Regions from separate parts of the Mus musculus genome. Here region 2 is linked to region 1. A link is a loop called in an ENCODE intact Hi-C map of the cell type or tissue named here. Cell type or tissue: left cerebral cortex. All regions are shown on one strand.

The links. Hi-C counts contacts between places; a loop is a spot of excess contacts. Peaks named below come from ENCODE experiments on the same cell type or tissue, not always from the same donor. Only the 100,000 strongest peaks of a DNase experiment are listed, where the experiment ranks them.
Region 2: a loop joins it to region 1, with 7 times the contacts of the local background. A loop is called at or near these places in 10 of 42 quality-filtered maps.

What each region holds. Positions count from the first base shown.
Region 1 is chr9:48,645,208-48,647,707 of GRCm38, forward strand. No RefSeq gene overlaps it. Among named protein-coding and RNA genes, the nearest start is that of Gm32280, 24 kb to the right of the region's middle. In left cerebral cortex, CTCF peaks have their summits at 279 (motif pointing right) and 1,179 (motif pointing right); DNase peaks (open chromatin) are centred at 295 and 1,194; H3K27ac peaks cover 525 bases.
Region 2 is chr9:49,488,086-49,490,585 of GRCm38, forward strand. No RefSeq gene overlaps it. Among named protein-coding and RNA genes, the nearest start is that of Ttc12, 3.1 kb to the left of the region's middle. In left cerebral cortex, a CTCF peak has its summit at 1,018 (motif pointing left); DNase peaks (open chromatin) are centred at 1,014 and 2,372.

The sequences.
Region 1 (2,500 bases):
TGTTGTCCATGTGATTCTTGTTTTTTTTTTTTTTTTTTTTTTAATTTTCTTTGAGATCAGAGAAATCTAATTTAGACGGCCTAGCCTGATCTCAGCTGCTCTGTGGAGAATTAACGGGAAGATCAAGCTCTGGTGGGGCAGAGAGCGGAGGTTAGTCGTTAAGAGATTTCTGGGAGCTGGGTCGGTGTCTCTCAGGTCAGACACGGGAGGTCCCTGTGCCCTCCCTCTGTCACTGTGACTTCTCATCTGCCTGACACCACGTGTGCATTTCCTTCTTCTGTCCACCTGGGGTCACTAGAAGCTTACTTTATCCTGAAGACCTTCCACCTCCACCCCAATAGATATCAGTTAAAAAACCAAATGCTGCTTTAAAAGAAGTGGGTGGGAGGAGAACTAACAGGTGGTATGGAGCCAGGGATTTTCTCTGAGGCTATGTAGAGCTAACCAGAGTCATAGCTAGAAATATGGTGAGAGATATCTTCTAACCCATTCTAATGCAACTGTCCGAGGTGGCCAGAGGTACCAAGGGACAAGGGGAAAGACACTCAATGGCCCATGGGTGGGGACTCAGGTATCCGAGTGAGGAAGAGCCACAGTCTCGAGAACAGAGGCCAATCCAGCTAGAGATGGGCAAGGGGAGGAGGAGTGTACAGTGTTAGGCTTTTACATTGCCCTGGAGGGACAGTCCTGTGTCAGGGCAGCAGCCACAGCATTTCATTTCTAATTTTTCTGAAGCTTCTGGAACACAGGGACATAGGTTGCCCCACTGTCCCCATACACAGTCTCCTGTCATTTCTTAAAACCAGCCTGGAGGTGGTGTTCAGTTCCAATGGCCTGTTTGGGCCTTCCTTGGTAAAGAAGCTTTAAGGATTTGAAGTCCATCTGGGTCTGCTGATCCCTCCGGGTGAGGTGAGGGTTAAATATGAATTAGCGTTTGAGGGTTGGGAAGACTGGGATCTAAATCGCCAAGCGTGCAACGGGAGAAAAAGTAAAGAGTGAAGATGCAGTGGCTCAGGAGGACTCCCGGAAAGATCCTTTTGACCTCCCATAATCAGGTTGTGTTTCTCCCCTGGTATCATGTGAATCATAGTCTCTGCTTACCCATCCTCACTCAACCAAGACAGTTATACCCGTCACTTTCCAGATGCCTGAGCAGTATACGCACCTTCAAGCACTAGCCACTAGGTGGAGACAGAGTCCTACTTATGCTGTCAAGTAGGCATTCTGCTCATTTCAGGCCACGCAAAGGGGCTTCTGGACTAGGAAGAGACAGACACCTAGGCCTCTACCTCCCCTTCCAGGCCATCCTGTGCCTGCCACATCCCCTTATAGCTTACATTGTCATAGGTGTCTTTACAAAGTTGATTTCTAAGGGTCTTACCCAGCTGACATAAGTGCCTGAGGGTAGATGGGCTAAAAATTGCTGTTCCGTCTCACAGTTGAGAAGAGAAGACCTTGGAGAACCTTAATACAAAATCAAAGCCAAACAGAGTATGGCAGAGCTGGCCCAAAACACAGCGTCCTTTTGACTATGAATTGAGGTTCTTCTTGCTAAATTCCAACTGTCCCTTCTCTTCAGAGGTGTGGCAATGGGACAGCCACTGAGCTGAATCTGAATCAAAGTGGAGGCTGAATGCTTGACTCCAGAGGTCCTTTTGAGGCCCTTCCGGTCTTCAGAATGCTGCCGAATCTCATGGCTAGAACCCAGTGTAAACTCAAGGACTCGAGGGCACCAGAGAAACTGTCGGTGGCTGTGGCAGCCGTGAACCTCCTGGACCACAGAATGGGAAGGAGGCGAGGTACCTTGTCATAGGTAGCTGAGTGTCCTTGCAGGGCTTCCTCACCAGGGTAATGAGACCTGACCCAGGCCCACCCTGGAATGCACCCCTGGAATGTTCCCTGGTTTCCAGCAAATTCTGGCCAAGTACATGAGTAGGACAGACAACCCTGAGGAATTGTGGGATTTGACTCAGTACATGGAGGGATTCCTTCCTGGTGACAAGGGGCGGGTGCTGTGAGAACAGGCGACAGAACAAAACTGTCAACCCTGGATGACAGGATGGAGAGGAGGCTCTTCCCTTAACAGGACCGTGTGTGTGTGTGTGTGTGTGTGTGTGTGTGTGTGTGTGTGTGTGTGTGTGTGTGTCACAGCCTCTGTTTACTCCCCTGTAAAGAGGAGCCAATAGCCAGTACTTCTCCACAAGAGCTGTGGTGCTGAACGGAAGCAGATTCATTTCATGTCCTGTAGATGAAAGGCGTCCCACCTTCCCTCCACTCACCCCTCCAGCTGGTGAGCTCTGGCTGTTGTCTCTCCCACTGCCCAAGAGTCAGACAGAAGGAGCCCAGCGTGGCAGGACTACGGTGTGGACAAAACCGTGTTCTCTCGCTATTATCTTGTCCAGGGAATTCAGTTAGGGTGGTAAGTTCGGGGGGCTCTATGTCAGGCTGAGAGAAGCTGGGCAACAGAGAACAGCCAGAGGTGTGTAACAAGGAGCAGCTG
Region 2 (2,500 bases), 840 kb after region 1:
ATAGAAACCATTGCTACTCCTTCCCTCAGCTCGCTCCCCACCGTGCAAACCATCCTAACTCCTTGCATTTTCCCATCAATTATATTATACAAGCTCAGAAGAGAGTGGGAAAAAAAGTTCTCAGCCTCATGCAGAATGAAACAAACTACCTTTGCCTGTGGAGACAAGTCCACCAGAATCCAGGAGCCAAACTACAGCCTGCCAGACAAGACCCTCGGCTGCAGGAGCCAGCTAGCCTGGCAGCTTTGGTTTCAAGATTCTGAGAGAAGGGTTTGTCCAGGCCTCCCCAAGAAGAATCACTAAATACTGCCTCATTTCTTTCTCCGAACCACGTGTCCCTACAGGGAAAGAATCTGTTAAGCTGAAAATCCCTGCCCCTTGGATTCCCCTGTTATCTTTTCTGTTCTAACTCGCCACTGTAGAGGAAGGAGTAGTTTTCAGGATCGCAGGTTCATGTGTCTGCAGGAGACAAGAGTATCCCTTGATATTTCTGTGCTGAAATGATGGTGTGGAAAATATTTGCAACAACCACAATAGCAGTCCCGTGTGCCAGGCATACGTATGACTTCATGTAAATGTTTTGTTTATTCCCATTTCTTAAGTCAAGAACACACAGATAAAAGGGACCGAGATTTCTCAGGGGCCGAGCAAGACCTGAACCTTGGTCTGTGCCCTCAAAACTCCCCCACTTGACTGCCCTGACTCCTATGTACACCCATGTGGCAGACAATGCTGTCAGCAACCCCCCTGCGAGTTTCCACCTAAGCTTATGGTTTCCTCCCTGGGCATGCCAAGCAGACTGCTCCATGCTTGTCAGAGACTGGTCTAGCTTCCCCTCTGCTGGGAAGTGTCTGTGACTCCATTAAGAAAGCAAGGTGAATCCACCAGTGTCTTTCTTTAGAGACTTTACTGTGGATCAAGGGACTTATATTCTAGAAAAGGCCAGCAGGAGCTCCCATGCCAGATGGGAGTGGCGCCCTATCCTGCCTGCTGTGGAGTAGCACTGCCCTCTTGTGGGCGGAATGGGTATGACTAGCCAGTGCAAGGCAGGACTCGGCACAGGGTCGGTGCTCAGGTGTTCTTGTGCTTCTCCTGCAGTTATTTAGTGCTAACCGAGCACCTCCTGTGTGTGCACACCTGGTGTCCTAGTTTGGGTTTTATTGCTATAAAGAGAGACCATGACCAAGGCAAACATTTAACGGGGGCTAGCTTACACGTTCAGAAGTCCAGTCCATTGTCATCATGGCAGGAAGCATGTCAATGTTCCCAGCAACAAGGCCACACCCACTCGCGAACAAGGCTACACCTCCTAGTAGTGCCCCTCCCTGGGCCAAGCATATCCAGCCACCACACCTGGCAAGGCTCTTTTTTTGTATGGCTGCTTTGCTGAGACTGCTTCTCTGGAGAGTGAGCTAAAGCCAGCAGTTCAGGATGTTGAGAAATTTAAGGGTGATTAATTGCTTATTTGAGGCACAAGTCATCCATCTAAGGTGAGCGTTCACACTCAGAAAACTGAAGACACATCGCCTTCGTTCCCTGGAATTTTCTCCACCATCGAGGTTTGTGGGACAAAGGCACTTCACAGAATTGCCAGATGCCACAAGTCACACATAGTCCGGATGTGGGTCCCCTTTCAGTTGCCAGGGACGGTTGGAGACAGGTGTTGCCAGGGAGCAGTGTCTCTTGACTTTGTGTAAGAAGTTTGATATTACATTAGAAGCACGTGGCAGAAACTATCCCTGCTTCATTAGTTAGAGCCAGATGCCTCTCCTTTCCCATCTTTTTTGTCTGTGAATTTCTGCAATGCTGCCATCTTGCTTACATATGGTCTTAAGTTACTTAGTCCGGCATCATGTCAACACCCAGCCGCTGCCACATTCTGAGGACCCCTTAGTAGGGGCTCACACATGACACTCTCGGGAGATGCTTTCCCCATCCTCCCAACAGCCGACAGCAGAGGCCCTCAGGGATACTTATGTATACGCTTGCCTCGGATAAGTGTGTATTTTCGAACCACGTTGTTTTCATAATTATTATTCATTATCCTCCCATTTTTAAGCCAATTTGCTGTGCCGTGCCACACACGCTCGTTAGCGCAGAGAAGCATGCGTTCTTCTGTGTGTGGCATTCCCACTCACTCACTCAGCCACACCATCTTAGAGCCTTAGTTCCCTTTATACTTTGCAAGAGTTTACTCTCCTAGGTTGTTAAAATTTCCGAAGTGCTCCTTGGTGATTCATAAACGTCGGAGCAGTTGGCATTCTAACTGGCAACAACGCGTGAGAGCACCAGGGTCCTCGCTACCGCTGAGGTTCAGACGGTGAACGGTCTGAAAATGCACCCAGGATAAATTGTTCTGCGTGGGTTTCACATTTAGACTGAAACCTCTTGTTTCTCCCCACACGGGTGCTTTCCAGATCGCTCAAGAAGTGTTAACAGAGAACAGCATGTTCTCACGCAGCGCTTCTTTCCTTTTTGTACAGTCCTGAACCATCTGCGC